2 separate regions of the Homo sapiens genome follow, and region 2 is linked to region 1. Evidence: read pairs that join two places in POLR2A ChIA-PET (ENCODE). Cell type or tissue: PC-9. All regions are shown on one strand. Each heading gives the region's core, and the rest is flanking DNA. Links, peaks and the distances in the headings are about the cores only. Region 1 has its middle 86 kb from the start of EGFR. Region 2 overlaps EGFR (epidermal growth factor receptor).

Region 1 (8,343 bases), core at 216-8,215:
GGCTTCTCAGCTGTAACCAGATCCTGGAGGGGCATCCCAAAGTAATTACTTTCCCAATTTCTACATGTTGGTGGATTGAAGGTCTTAGTTTTCTTTTTCTGCTTTTTATCTCCTTTCACTTTGCGGGTTTTCTTCTCCATCTTCTTATCATCTAACTCCTGGTCAGAAGTGATTGCAGGATTACCAATACCTAACCTTTCCAAGTTTCAACAGGAGAAAGAAGTGGATCTTCTTCACTTCCACGATGTCTTCCTTTTCTTTTTGTTTTAGAAGTGGTGAAAGCCTCATCATCACTTGCATCTGAATGTGTTCTCCTATAGTATGACTTGGCTTTACTAAACATGATTTTAGACTTATATTTGTATTTTGAAGGCCTCCATTCCCCGTGATTTTTTTGAGGTTCTATCAGAAAATCCATTTTCTTCATCTCCTTGGGTGTTATTTACAAGTGAGTTTTGAATTTTAATGTGATTTTGACTATCATCTGGGACAATATAAATCTCATCAGAATAGCCCTTCTGTTTGAAAATTGTATCAATGGGTTCCGCATAGTTATCTGAAGGATTCATATCTTCAGGATGTGCCAAAGGCACCTGGGAAGTCCGCTTTCTTGGATTTTTACCAATACCAGCTTCAATTGTTTTTAAAATGTTTGGATCCATTTTTTTCACATTTGTCTTAGGTACAACTAGTTTAGGTTTAATAGGTGGAGGCACTTTATGGTTGCGTTCATGGTCACGACAGTTTGGGGTACTATGAATAGAATATTCATTTCCTTGCAAATCTAATCTGTATCTGGAATGGTCACTAGGTGTTGGAAGCAACTGTACATCATCCCCAGTTGGACTATAAGGAGGTAGTGCTTCTGTGTCATCATCTGAATCAGGGTAGTTGTTATAGGGAAAAAAGTCTCTGGGAGATGGTAGAAAAACATCTTCACTTTGATGGGTTGATTCCCTTGTATTATCAGACAAATAAGAATTTTCTATCATATGTTTTTTCTCTAGAACATCACTAAAAAACAGAATAAAGATCTCAGTTTGCTGATGATACTGAGATAAAGAATACAATGCTGTAAATTTAGCAGTGATCTCAGTTGCAATGTGTTCTTCAGTCATTAATTCTTTGATAGCCTCGTTTTCAAAAAAAAAATCTGCTTGGCTATCAGTAACTGCCACCAGCTGTACAGGAATGTGTTTTGAACTTCTGATAGAAATGCTCGAAGCATTCCCATTGATGCTTTCTGTTTTGCAGAGTAAATTAATATATACCCATGAACTAGTTCATCTTTTCTTACTCCAATTGAAGAGTGGTATGATAATATTGTGGTCTGTATTCGCCTCCTTTTTTCACCAATGATTTTATCAAGCATTAGGGAATTATTCTGTCCAGCTTGAGCAGCACTGCAAGAATGAGAATCAGGGAAGGGTGAGGGAATAAGATTCACACTAAATGGATCTCCATACATGGCACACATGACAATTCTCAAGTCAGCTTCTGATATGTCCTTCTTGGCAGAAACTGGGCTCACCACATCCAAATTGGGTTTAACAGATTCCAGTACTCCTCTTAGAGCTTGCTTTATTTGGGTTTCATAAAAATTATGAGGATATGTACCAGCAGGTACATCTACAAAAGGACATTGTAACTTGTCTGCCCTTGGTGCCTGAGAATTGGTAGATTCTTACTAATGGAATCTCTCTGATTAGCCAGAATTAATGTAAATGGAAGATTAGCCAAGTATTTATCTTTTCTGATCTGAGAAGCTTCAGTTCTTATTTTCCCAATAAATTCCCCCAATAAAACTCAATGACTTAATGGAATTAAATACACAGAAGCACCGATGTGGTTTAAAGGCAGCAGTCCATAACTGACTCAAAAGGTAAGGCGAACTGGCCGAAGATCAAGTTCATAAATTTTCCATCTAAGGCATACTCATCATCAGTGGATTGTGTCCTTATCTCATTTGCTAGTTCTTGGGCAAGGCCAACCTTCCCTAAAATAAAAAGGTTAATTTTATCTATATTGGTACTATCGTGATATAATCTTAAGCAGCCGTGATCCAACTGTAAAAGACTGCTAGCAAGTAACTGCTCCACTTTAATGTCTGTACAATTTTGGTCACTAAGACACGTTTCTTTAGTGGGATGATAAACAAATCCTATATGCTTAAGTAGAAGAGAGTCCCTATCAGGTGCAAGTTTCTGTAAAGCTTTATATCTAGGTTCTTCACTCAGAACTGTATGAATTTCACTCATTTTATCTGAACTAGGTGTTGCATTAAGATCTAAATCATAAAAAAGTTCAGAATGCTCAAAAAGCATTTCTTGAAACTTTTCTTTGGATTTTCAACTATTTATCACTGATGCCTACCATATGCCTCTTTGCTATCAGCCTCAGTGATATACTTGAAGGCTTCATCCTCCATAACAAAGCACATAACTTCCTCCCATGGCTGTCCAGGTGAAATGACTTGAATTTTTTCCAAAGTCTTTTTGAATTTTTCCTTCATTTCTACCCTCCTCTTCTCGGATATTGGATGTTGTACATGGTTCTGACAGACTTTTTCAGCTTCTAAAGTGCTCAGGAGGTCAAATGGAATCTGCCTGTCATTAATTTTGTCTATATGGTCAGTTTCATCCCAAGGTGTTTTTTCTAGCACCACAAAACATAACTGGAAATCTATTCTCTTTTCCATTAACTTCAAAGCTTCTGACCAATTCAAATGTTCAATCTCTTCTAGACTTGGCAAGAGTGTTAAAAACTCTTCTTGGTAAAGTATTTATATACTCTTCTCTCCTTTTTCTTATAGGTTCCTGTTTAAGTTGTTGTATATGTTTTGAGAATGTATTTCTGGCCTTTCTTGTTCCCTCTAAGTTGATGTATTCTTCATAATCAGGATGATTTTTTAAATTTATTACTAACAGTTTTCCAAGTTGCATGATAATCTCTCACGGTCTGCACAAGTTTTCAAACTTATCTGTTGCTGTGACAAGTTGTCTCTGTGTTTTATAAGCATCCAAATAGGGAATAATTTTAGGCTTGCTACGAGTTTTATCCAACATTTGTACCAGTGCAGTGAAACACGTTTCAATGTTGACATTAAATCCTGCTGATGTTTCCACTACAAGAAGCTTCTTTTTGTTTGAAGCAAATGCCTGAACTTCTCTAAGATAATGATCCACGCATTCATCACATTTAGTTGCCGCTATTATTACAGGTATTTTTGATTTTGATAACTGGACAAAAAGGTTATTCACAAATTTAAGTTGATCATCAAATTTCCTATTGCATCCCTGACTTACATCAATGCATAATAAAAATCCATCTACATTGAGCTTCCCTTCAGGCATTTGCTTCTGTTCAAAGTCTTGTTCTAAGCCTAGTTGATCAGTGCAAATGTACATTAGTTTTTCTGCTGACTGCAATCTAGATGCAGCTGCACGTTTTATATATGGTTGCAAATTCATACTCCGATGAGGCAAGAATGTCTGGTCATCAATGAACTGTTAAATGACATGAATTTTGCATTCTACTCCAACTTCACCATTTTGTGTTATGTCACCCCAGTAGTACAAAAAGTGATCACTGTTTACGACTCGTCCTCCAAAGTCAATGGTGCTAAGCACAGAAGTATGCTCTGGATAATATTTATCTGCTTTTGAGCGTGCAAATCTATTGCACAAACAAGACTTTCCAACTCCACAGTTACCTTTGTCTTTTTCAGTCCCAGAGAGTCCAACTACACTGATAGTATAGGATGGGGGACAAGGCTCTTTGTTTTTTGCCATCATAACTCTCTTCTCATGCCTCTACATTCATAAATGTAGATATGAAACCAGATATGCTTCTCATTCTGAAAATAAAATCATCTGAAAATACAGATCCCAAGTTTCAGAACTGTATTTGGTTCTTTGTATTTCCCTCATTTCTGTGCAGAAACATCTTCAAGATCATAGAGATCATTTTCCTAACAACGTCGGTCTCCTCTGTCTCCTCCTCAACCACAGCGGCCCTGGCTGTGGCTGCGGCAGCAACATTCCTGGGTAGCGCTCCCGCCGCCGCCTCCTCCTCCACTCTCTGCTCGCCTCTCCCCCGGCGCGCTCACCGAGCGGCGCGTCCCTTCAGGCACCTCCCTCCGCCCTCCCCGACACACACGCCCGGAAACCCTGAGCCCCACGGCCCCCGCAGCCTGCTCACCCACCCTCCCTCCCTCTCTGCCACCAGCTGCGGCCCCGTCCCTCCCCGCTCTCCCAGCGCCAGCCGCAGCGCCAGGCTCAGTAATGGCGGCCACCCGGGCTCCCTCGCGCTGACCTAAGTTAATTTTTAATGTACAATTAAAGTATTATTGACTATAGTCACCCTGTTGAGCTATCAAATTCTGTCTTATTCATTCTAATTATATATATATGTATGTATGTATGTATGTATGTATGTATGTATGTATGTATGTATGTATATGTATGTTTTGTACCTATTAACCATCCTCACTTCCCTCCTTCACCCCCCCACTACCCTTCCTAGCCTCTGGTAATCATCCTTCTACTCTCTATCTGCATGAGTTCAATTGCTTTGATATTTAGCACCCACAAATAAATGAGAACATGCGAAATTTGACTTTCCAAGTCTGACTTATTTCACCTAACATAATGACCTCCAGTTCCACCTATGCCGTTGTAAATGACAAGATCTCATTCTTTTTATGTCTGCATAGTACCCCATTGCGTATATGTACCATATTTTCTTTATCCATTTGTCTGTTGATGGACACTTAGGTTGCTTTCAAATCTCAGCTATTGTGAACAGTGCTGCAATGAACACGGAAGTGCAGATATCTCTTCCATACACTGATTTCCTTTCTTTTGGGTATATACCAAGCAGTGAGATTGCTGGGTTATATGGTGGCTCTATTTTGAGTATTTTGAGGAACCTCCAAACTGTTCTCCACAGTGACTGTAATAATTTACATTCTCATCAACAGTGTATGAGGATTCCCTTTTTCCACATCCTCATGAGCATTTGTTATTGCCCATCTTTTGGATTAAAGCCATTTTAACTGGAGTGAGATGATATCTCATTGTGGTTTTGATTTGCATTTCTCTGTTGATCAATGATGTTCATCTCCTTTTCATGTGCCTGCTTCCATTTACATGTCTTCTTTTAAGGAATATCTGTTCAGATCTTTTGCCTATTTTTAAATCAGATTATTATTTTTTCCCTATGGGGTTGTTTGAGCTCCTTATATATTCTGGTTATAAACTCCTTGTCAGATGGGTAGTTTGCAAATATTTCCTCCCCTTCCGTGGGTTGTCTCTTCACTTTATTGACATTTCCTTTGCTGTGCAGAAGCTTTTAAACTTGATGTGATCCCATCTGTTCATTTTCGCTTTAGTTGTCTGTGCTTGTAGGATATTACTCAAGAAATTTTTGCCCAGGCCAATATCCTGGAGAATTTCTTCAATGTTTTCTTGAAGTAATTTCATAGTTTGAGGTCTTAGATTGAAGTCTTTCATCCATTTTGATTTGATTTTTTTGTATATGGTTAGAGATATGAGTCAAGTTTCATTCTTCTGCATTTGGATATCCAGTTTTCCCAGCACCATGTATTGAAGAGACTGTCCTTTCCCCATTGTATGTTCTTGGCACCGTTGTCAAAAATGAGTTCACTTGAGATGTGTGGATTTGTTTCTGGGTTATCTGTTCTGTTCCATTGATTCATGCTTCTGTTTTTATTCCAGTACCATGCTGTTTTGGTTACTGTAGCTTTGTAGTATAATTTGAAGTCAGGTGATGTGATTCCTCCAGTTTTCCTCTTTTTGCTTTGGCTATTCTGGATGTTTTGTGGTTCTATGTAAATTTTAAGATTGCTCTATTTCTGTGAAGAATGTCTGGTATTTTTATAGGGATGGCATTGAATTTGTAGATTGCTTTGAGTAGTATAGACATTTTAACAATGTTGATTCTTCCAATCCATGAACGTGAAATACTTTTACACTTTTTTGTGTCCTCTTCAATTTCTTTCATCAGTATTTTATAGTTTCATTGTAGAAATCTTTCACTTCTTTTTGATTCCTAGGTATTTAATTTTATTTGTGGTTATTGTAAATGGAGTTACTTTTTTGATTTCTTTTCCAGAATGTTCACTTTTGGAATATAGAAATGCTACTGATTTTTGCATGTTAATTTCTGTGGTATCAGTTCTAATGTCTTTTTTTTTTTCCAACTCTGCAACTTTTCTGAATTTGTTTATCAGTTCTATACTTTCTTTGGAGTCTTTGCAGATGATATCAGCTCATATCATCTGCAAACTAGGATAATTTGACTTCTTCCTTTCCAATTTGGATGCCCTTTATGTCCTTCTCTTGTCTGATTGCTCTAGCTAGCACTTCCAGTACTATGTTGGATAACAGTGGTGAAAGTGGCATTGCTGTTGTGTTCCAGATCTTAAAGGAAAGGCTTTCAGTTTTTCCTCATTCAGTGTGATACTAGCTGTGGGTCTGTCATATATGTCTTTCATTATGTTAAGGTATGTTCCTTCTATGCCTGTTTTTTAAGGATTTTTATCATGAAAGGGTGTTGAATTTTGTCAATTGCAGCACCAATTAAAATGATCACATGGTTTTTGTCCTTCATTCTATTGATATGATGTACGACATTGATTTATTTGCATATGTTAAAGTGGTCTTATATCCCTGGGATAAATCCCATTTAGTCATGATGAATATTCTTTCTAATGTATTGTTTAATTCAGTTTGCTAGTATTTTGCTAAGGCCTTTTCTATCAATATTCAACAGAGAGAGTGTCCTGTAGTTTTCTTTTTTGATGTGTCTTTGTCTGGTTTTGGCCTCATAGAAGGAATTTGGAAGTATTTCCTCCTCCTCTACTTTTTAGAATAGTTTGAGTAGGATTGGTATTGGTTCTTTAAATGTTTGGTAGAATTCTGTTGTGAAGCCATCAGGTTCCCAGACTTTGCTTTACTGAGAGACTTTTTATTACAGCTTTGATCTCATTGCTTGTTAATGGTCTGTTCGGGTTTTGGATTCCTTTATGGTTTAACCTTGGTAGGTTGTATATGTCTAGGAATTTACACATTTCCTCTAGATTTTCCAATTTGTTGGCATACAGTTGCTCATACTAGCTACTAATGATCCTTTGTATTTCTGTGGTATCAGTTCTAATGTCTCTATTTTTTTCAACTCTGATTTTATTTATTTGGCTCCGGTGTCTTTTTTTCTTAGTCTCCCTAAAGATTTGTCAATTTTATTTATTGTTTCAAACAACTAAATTTTCATTTCATTGATCTCTTGTACTGTTTTCTTAATTTCAAATTTATTTATTTCTGTGCTGATCTTTATGTTTTTTTCTACTACTAATTTTGGGTTTGGTTTGCTCTTGTCTTTCTAATTTTTAAAGATGCATTCTTGGCTTATTTATTTGAAGTTTTCTTTCTTTCTTGATGTAGGTTTTATAGCTATAAATTTCCCTGTTTTTGCTACATTCCATAGGTTTTGGCATGTTCTGTTTCCTTATCATTTGTTTTAAGAAAATTTTCAGTTTCCTTCTGATTTCTTCATTGACTCACTGATCATTCTGGGCCATATTGTTTAATTTCCATTGTGTTTATATAGTTTTCAAAATTCCTGTTGTTATTGATTCCTAGTTTTATTCAACTGTGGTCAGAGAAGATGCTTGATAGTATTTCAATTTTTCTGAATGTTTTAAGACTTGTTTTGTAACCTAACATATGATCTATTCTCGAGAATGATCCATGTGTTGAGGAGAAGAATGTGTATTCTGTGGCCATTGGATGAAATCTTCTGTAAATATATATTAAGTCCATTTGTTCTAAAGTGGAGATTAAGTCTGATGTTTCTTTGTTGATTTTCTGTCTGGAAGATCTGTCCAATACTGAAAGTGAGGTGTTGAAGTCTGCAGCTTTTATTGTATTGAAGTCTATCTCTCTCTTTAGCTCTAATATTATTTGCTTTATATGCCTGGGTGCTCCAGTGTTGGGTGCATATATATTTACAACTGTTATATTCTGTTTCTGAATTGACTCATTTATTATTATATAATAACCTTCTGTGTCTCTTATTACATTTTTTGTCTTGAAGCCTATTTTGTCTGACATAGTGTAGCTACTCCTTTCTTTTTTTTTGCTTCCATTGTCACGCACTATCTTTTTTCATCCTTTTATTTTCAGTCTATGTGTGTCTTTATAGATGAGGTGTGTTTCTTATAGGCAACAGTCATGGGTCTTGCTATTATGTTTATTCAACCACTCTATGTCTTTTGATTGGAAATTTTAGTCCATTTACATTCAATATTATTATTAATAAGTA
Region 2 (8,343 bases), core at 53-8,052, 110 kb before region 1:
CCTGCCTCAGCCCCTCAACTAGCTGGGATTACCGGCATGCGCCACCAAGCCTGGCTAACTTTTTGCATTTTTAGTAGGCATGGGGTTTCACCATCTTGGTCAGGCTGGTCTCCAACTCTTGACCTCAGGTGATCCACCTGCCTCTGCCTCCCAAAGTGCTGGGATTACAGGTGTGAGCCACCATGCCCAGTCCCAGTTTTAATCTTTTAAAAGCAGCAGGCCAGATCAAGTACACACAATATGTTTTCCACTTAAAAACATTTTGATTGAATGCATTAGGCTACTCTCTTTTCAGGGCATTTTTAGGAAAAAGTTTTCCTGCATAACAATACTCCAGTAATGCTTCGTCCTCTAAACTGAAATTCGTGTACTAGGTGTTCTGGGTGATACCCCCAGGGCTGGCCTTGTGTAACCACCACTCAAGGCAGCAAATGGCCTGCAATCAGGACCAGGAACCTGCAGACCTTGCCTGCAGCCATGAGGCTCAGAGCTGGTTTCTGGGCCACCTTTTCTCCCAGAGCTATCTCCTCTTCTTTATGACTGTGTTATCACCACTTTACAGCTTTGTTGGAATGGCCCTATCGTACCGGTAACTTTTACAAGGTGTCTCAACTGTTTTCAGGAAATAGACTAGTTATAAATACATATAAATCTAAGGCATACATTTTGTGATTTTTATGTTACTTATCTAAATAAGGCACATTAATTTTTAATATCACCGGACACACCAAGAGTAAGAACTGTACTATTAATTAGATGTGGACACACTTGCAAAGCAGCAAGTACCCTGCTTTCCCCTGCTGTGGTCTGAATGTCCCTTCCAAAACTCATGTGGAAATCTAATTGCCATTGTGACAGCATTGGGAGGTGGGGCCTTAAGAGGTGATCTGAATGTGAATAAACTCAAATCTATTTACATTTGAGCAATTGTGGGTTGTGGCAATATTAGACAGGGCTCTGTATTGCAGGACTTTCCAAAATCTTTAATATGAAATGTGTACGAGAAGCGTAGTGCAGATTCCAAGCTTTCTGAGCATGTTTGACCTCAGAATGCTGTTTTTTTTTTTTTTTTCCAAGAACATCTATTAACACTAACACATGTCTAAGGAACAGAGCCGAGAAACACTGGCTTAGGACGCACCACGCCAAATGCTGCCCTTTATAATGACTCCCAGAGCCATGAAGGGCAGCCCATACACAAGGTCAGTGACACTTCCACAGTGGGCTCTCTGAAGAGTAAGGAATTAGGCCTCACTTCATTATTTTGGAAGTAGGTTTATGTGTACATAATATCCCCTTGTAGAGAGCAGAATGTCAGAAAGAAACTGAATTCACATTTCCCTAGATGGTTATTCTTTTCAATCTACTAATGCCAAGCCTTCAGAGAAACACAGCCGCAAAAGTAAAAAGACTGAGGCCCAAGAGCCAAGGGCTGGAAGTAGAGGAGACTAGGAATACTTTAAGGTTCTAAAAGAGCATGCGACATGTTTCTGAGAACCTCCCCACAGATACTACCCATAGTACTGTCTAGAGCGCTGCTGTCCAATAGAAATGTAATACGAGATGCATACATAATGTCACATTTTTGAGTAGCCACACTAATAAAAAAAGTAGAAAGAAACAGAAGAAATTAATCTCCTGTTTTATTTAACTCAATATGTCCCAAATATTTTCATTTCAACATGTAATTAATTTAAAAGTTATCAATGAGATTTTATTAACATTGTTTTCCTTGTCCTAAGTCTTCACAATCCAGTGTGTATTTGAGACTCACAACACATCTTAGTTTGGACTAACCATATGTGAAACACCGAACAGCCAACAATTGTGGCCCATGGCTACCCTATTAGAAGGCAATGTTCTAGAAATCACATCTATAAGAACAGCTGCAGCAATAAAATAGTTGGTATTTATTGAGTACTTCCTGGATGCCAGGCACTTTTCACTTTTCACACATTACCTTTCTGAAGTCTCAACAGCTTTAGGTGCCATCATGTTGACACTCGACAGGTGAGGAAACTGAGGCACAAAGAGATTGAGGTGTCTCCACTCAATCACACAGCCACTTAAGTGATGGAGCTGACTCTGAGGTCCCAAGAACCCACCGTGAGTATAGTCTAGAAGCCTCTCTTCAGGCCACTTTTGTTAGAGACGGAAGGAACCTTAGCTGTCATGAAGTCTAACCCCTTCTGTTCACAAGTGAGAAAACTGGGGTCTTTTACTAAGAACAAAAAACCTGTCATAGAAAAGCAAGTGAAGTTCAATCAATTGTTTAGCTGGATATAGTCAAATTAAACTTGATTAAAATATACGTAATTTATTTTAAAATTCTCATTTTGGATCTCTAAAACTTATTAATTTATACAGAGAGGAGCAACTGCATTACAGACATAAAGAGAGAGCAATAACTCATAATATATGATTAATAAACTTTATTAAATCTTAGTGAAGTCAAAGATTTGAAAATGTTGATTTCACTATTTTAAAACTAGTAGTTAAGCTGGGGTCTCCAACTCCATAACTTACTTATTCTCTTGAGTTTCTCAACTGGAGGTGATGCAGGTTTTGTGCAGTCAAAGCTTAAGCAGTTTTGGAAGCTCTTTTAAAGAAAGCTGGACTCAGGATCATGCCAGCTGGATGGCTTGTCTGCATGCCTTTCTAGATGGCCGGAATGTCTGCATCAGGACTTTCACGGAGCCAAGAGAATCACAGGGCCACGTAAACAACAAAGGCCATGAACACAGCCTTCTTTCTTAGACAATCGCAGAACCTCTGTGGACCTCGTTAAATAAGAGAGTTGGACTAAGATCCCATCTAGTTCTGAAAGAATTCATTCACTTAACAAACATTTATTGTGCCCCTGTTGTATGCCCGCTTATAGGCATAAGTGACTGAAGTTCAAGAAATTATTGTATTTTAGGACACACGAGTTATGCGGGGGGCGGCGGGAAACAAGTGTTACTGGACTCTAGCTCACAACCAGATTTGCTTTTCAAGCTGGACTTCAGTTCCAACAAGACCCTTGGTCACCTGCCCTGCCCAAATGCCAAGGGGACACCCCGCAGGTGTGCTGCTCTGTTCCAGGACTCTGGTAACTCGCTCGAAGCACCACAAATGCATGGTGACTTCTCAGCTCTGGGGATCTGGGCAGCTGCTGAGTCAGGTGCCCAGCTCCAGGCCCGTAGTGACCTCTGCCTGGCAGAAGGCTTCCTTTTCATTTCTTTTTCTAGGTTGTTAGGTATAGTAATCTAAAACCTTGGCACAAACAACATTATTTCAAAGTCCCATAAAGCAGAAACAGGCATACATTTACTGTTCACTTGTGTAATTCAAACTATTAAACACACTTTCACCCTTGGGCAGGCTGCTACCAAAAGAAAGAATAGTTCAGACTGGAGCAGCTGCCTTCTCTCCATGACAAAGCTGGGTTAGAACAAGCTGGTTTCTCTTCTGGCTCTGCAGGATTAGTGTGGTGAAGGATTTCTTTACCTAATGGCATCCTTGCATTGCCAAGACAGGAAAAAGTAAGAAGAAAAAAGAAAAGCACGTGTTTTATGTTAAATTTATGTTGTTTCTACAGCAGTGAAGGAGCCAGTTTCTAAGGCCAGGGCCCCACTGATTCCTTTCTGAGCAAGTGTCTGGGTGGGTGCATATAACTAAGGCGTCTTCACGTGGCTCTTGCTTTCACTTGGTAGGTTTTCAGGTTGAACAAGCTGAGGCAGGTGAGGTTGGAATGCTAGGCCAAGTGCAACTGGTCAGGAATGCCATCCTGCATGCTGGCTGTTGCTCTTCTGGGCACTTAGAAAGTCCAGGCAAAGGATCATTAACTGCAAAGCAAGAGGAATGAAGAACAGGACTGCATTCTTATGCAATTTTAAAGAAGATAGATAAGTTGACTTGGCTTAACCTTGGGTTTCTCAACCTTAGAACTATTAACATTCTGGGCTGGGGATTCCTCTGTATGGTGGGGGCTGTCCTATGCATTAAAGAATGTTAGCCTGGGCACGGTGGCTCACACCTGTAATCCCGGCATATTGGGAGGCCAAGAAGGGGGCGGTTCTCTTGAGGCCAGGAGTTCGAGACCAACCTAGCCAACATGGCAAAACCCCGTCTCTACTAAAAATGCAAAAATTAGCTGAGTGTAGTGGTGCACACCTGTAATCCCAGCTACTACTTGGGAGGCTGAGGCATAAGAATTGCTTGAACCTAGGAGGCAGAGGTTGCAGTGAGCTGAGATCACACCACTGCACTCCAGCCTGGGTGACAAAGTGAGACTCTGTCTCAAAAACAAAACAAACAAACAAAAAAACTTGTTTACCACCATCCCTGACCTCTACTCACTAGATGCCCCAGTGTGACAACCAAAAGGTTCTCCAAACATTGCCAGATGTCTCCCAGGTGAGATGAGGACAGGATTGTCTCAGTTAAGAGCTACTGGTTTAGACCTTAACATTCCGAAAATCTATTAACTTGATTCACAACTCAGCTCGTAGGCCATATTTCAGATACTAACATTGAGTCTACGGCCATGCCACCTTGAACGCGCCCGATCTCATCAAGTATTAACATTGAGAGCAGTGCCTTGAACATAGCAGACAGTCATTAAATAGCAGTTTGAAGGATAGGTACCATCCGATTTGAAAGAGGTGGAATATATATACTTATAGAGGGCTGTGCTTTATAACTTCAAGACATACCAATTTAACATAATACATGACACATCTAGACGTGAGAGTCTATCGTAAACACAGCGAAAGGAAATTCACAGATAGCTTCTACCTCCTCATGAAGTCATTTGCAATGCTAATTTCCATTTCCAGAGGTAAACTGAGAAAGCATCATTTGTTAAACTTGTAGATGCAAAGTCAAGACAATACGCATCTCCAGCCTCACGTGGGACCGCAAAGTTTGACCTGTTATCATTATTTTACTCAGAGATTTCTTTTGATTCCCCTATATGTTATGTCTTCTGGTTGGATAATTAAAAAAATCACCTGGTTGGTGAGCCCATATTTTCGAGCTTTATAACGACCTCGTGCACATACGTAGAGTGACCTGCATTAACCCCCTTTGCAGAGGAGACTTTTTCCCACATCCATGCTGCATGGAACTATAAGTAGAAAACAGGGGCAATCTTGCAACCATGTACCAAGTGTAAAAAAGCATAGGATACAAAGGATGTGGGTCACAGAACCAAATGGACATGGATTTTCTTGTCCGTGAAATTCCATTTTCTTTCTTTAAGTAGTTCCTCATTTAGCACCTATGGTCTTCCCAGCCTTGTGCCAGCTCTGGGAAGGTTCAATCAGACAGCAAGGATGTAACTTCTACCTCTTGTCATTACTGGATAACCACCAGTTATTTGACTTTTACAAGACATGTGTGGAGCAAACTGACTCTTCATGGTGTTTCTTGAGGTTACCAGTTAATAGCTGTTTCCAAGGTAAATGAAAGTCAAACTTATTTTTCTTTGATGTAATCTTTAATGGTTGTCATGGTTAAGACTTTTTATCAGGCACTTAAAATCACTTTATCATATTTCATGCAAAAATAATCATTTCTTTTAATTACTAAGGGGACTCAGAAGATCATATATTACTCTGACCTGCCTGTCAATTTATACTAACTTGAATTTAAAATACATATACAGAGAAAGAAATATATGTCTCTGAGCTTTTTGGTGCTGGTGAATGCTGCAGAAAATTCTTAGATCCTTCTATATGAAGAGGTTTAATTGTGATTACATGAAGTTAAGGTATAGTTTTCCTTAACAATGATTCAAGTTTTAATCCAAGTACTGTTTCCTTAAACAGTACTTTTAAACTAATGTACTTTAAGGATGAATTATCTGAAAAGTAAAATAAGTAAGAAAACACTTGTCACGCTCACCTGTTTCAGATAAGGCCTATTCACTCCTTTGGACATAACTGTTTTTCTAGGTATTACAATTGAAGTATACAAAAGGCCAATGAGAAAACTTATGAATTAAGATCATTATAATCTAATCATTCACTAGTTTAAACATGTTTGTTTTTAAATACATTGATGCTCGTTAGCAAATAAAGATGTGTTAGGGCTGCAGATGTGTATTTGAATGCAACGGTGCCTACATATATATGTTTGTGGCATGCAGTCAATGTATTTATCTGGTGTCCACTCTGTACATGGTACGATGTGTATGGGCTGGATAAATGGCACCTTGGGCTCACTCCACGTTTTTATGTAAAACTTCTTACTTCTTTTTTTTTTGCGATGGAGTGTCGCTCTTTTGCCCAGGCTGGAGTGCAATGGCGTGATCTCGGCTCACTGCAACCTCTACCTCCCAGGTTCAAGAGATTCTCCTGCCTCCGCCTCCCGAATAGCTGGGATTACAGGCATGTGCCATCATCCAGCTAATTTTTGTATTTTTAGTAGAGACGAGGTTTTGCCATGTTGGCCAGGCTGGTCTCGAACTCCTGACCTCAGGTGATCCACCCGCCTCAGACTCCCAAAGTGCTGGGATTAAAGGCATGAGCCACTGCGCCTGGATTTTATGTAGAATTTCTATCCATCATCACTGACTCTGACACCACCTGTGTACTGCTAATGCACTTATTTACAGGAGACACACAGATTAAATTTACAGAGTCCTCTACTGCTGTGATCCAGAGTGATATTTTTAGCTTGCGGAAAGATCATCAAGTTGTCAGGGTTTCTGTGATTTCCACATAGGACTCCACATACTATTTCTTGCATAGCTAATTTTATTCTTAAATAAATTACAAACATCTTCTGATGTAGATGCAGTAGCTTTCACCTGATAATTATTGAAATGTAGAGTGGAATTCTAAATGTTTCAATGACCTCTTACCTAGTTAATTGAGTAAAGTATATACAAGGTTAAAATTTTCTTGTGTTTCTATAAACAAGATCAGATAAACATCCAGTGCCTATTTAATGTTAACCTGAGATTTTCTGGGAAAAAGGCATGTTGTCACAAAAACAGTAGTTCAAAAAACATGTTTATAAGTAGACACTGAGAAATAAAAGCAAGAAAAGTCTTTCCCCAGTCATTTCATAACCCAATGATAAAATGCAGAGTAAGAGTTTAGATAAGCACTTTAAAATATTACTTTGTAATATTTTCAACCAGCTCTGAAATAAAAATACAGCAATGAGTAAAATAAATTGCCTAGGTTTAATCTGTCCATTTTATATTAACCAAAGCTCCTTGCTAATGGAAAGAATTTTCCAGTTATATCAGAGGACTATAATCATGCAGATCTTCCAACCCCACCTTCCTCCTATTAATTATCCCTAAATTCTACTTGACTTTAGCTGCAGGTCTCAGGATTAATATCGCTTTGAAAAAATGTAGGATATGAATACTGTCATTCTGCAGAAAGTTTATAGGCAATATAGCTACAGAGGCATAATCCACTTTTCATATTTTTCTTGAGGCTGCGGGTGGGGGATCCTCCTTCTGACCTCCACAGAGCCCACTTCCAAGCCTGATGCAGAACTCAAGGCTCCCTGCAGCAAAACTTTCCAATAAGCAACTTTCCTTGTTGGAACAAGACTCAACTGTCTGATCCTAATCCACAGCAAAGCACAGTGGCTTTCAAACCGGGACACATGCGGGGAATTCTGAATTTCTGCGTCACCATCAGTGTATAGTAAGAGAACTGTCAGTGAAGAGAACAGTAAGAGAACTATGACTACCAGTGTATAGTAAGAGAGCTATACTGCTTCAGTGTTTAATTAGCTGTTTTAACAAAGAGAAAGGTATCGGCACAGAGGAAACTCAAAGAGGACCCCATTTCTCTCCCCAGCGCTCCCTCATTATCAACAGCTGAGAAGAGATTCCTGGTGTGCTTGCCTGTCTGGGATCACAGTTCAGTTCACGGACTGCTTTCTTTGCAGCCACTGTGACAGCCCAGGAAAATGTGGAAAGAAATGGGATGTACACAATTTATTTCTTAATTACCGATACACTCAAGTATCCACAGACCTTCTCTTCTCACTCCCTTTATAAAAGAACCTCACTCTAATCACAAACCCACAAGCGACTGCCTGGTCTCTGAATGCCTCCAGCCATGGAGGAGCTCTCCCTCACCCAAGCACATTCCTTTTGGGATATGGGACCTGACATGCTCTGTGCCTCCTTGTGCCTTTCACCACCTTTTCTCATCACAAACCCTCTTCTCTCTGCCAGTCTTGAGCAGCAGATATGGGCGTTAAAGGTCCTGGTCTTCCCACTGGGTGTCTTCAGGTGTTCAGCTCTCCTGCAGGCTTCCACCATCCTGGTCATCTCTGCACTCCTCCACCTAGAGGTTTGAGATTCCCCTTACAGCATCACAGGAC

Evidence for each region. Peaks named below come from ENCODE experiments on the same cell type or tissue, not always from the same donor. Only the 100,000 strongest peaks of a DNase experiment are listed, where the experiment ranks them.
Region 2: POLR2A ChIA-PET joins it to region 1 with 10 read pairs; 2 of 35 experiments call an interaction of 5 or more read pairs at or near these places.

The regions. Positions count from the first base shown.
Region 1 is chr7:54,929,150-54,937,492 of GRCh38, reverse strand. It overlaps the pseudogene LOC643168. Among named protein-coding and RNA genes, the nearest start is that of EGFR, 86 kb to the left of the region's middle. In PC-9, for the core only: no CTCF peak of the experiment used is centred there; a DNase peak (open chromatin) is centred at 4,112; H3K4me3 peaks cover 1,800 bases.
Region 2 is chr7:55,039,317-55,047,659 of GRCh38, reverse strand. The region is part of intron 1 of EGFR (epidermal growth factor receptor); the gene reads right to left. Among named protein-coding and RNA genes, the nearest start is that of EGFR, 24 kb to the right of the region's middle. In PC-9, for the core only: no CTCF peak of the experiment used is centred there; a DNase peak (open chromatin) is centred at 3,769; H3K27ac peaks cover 5,651 bases.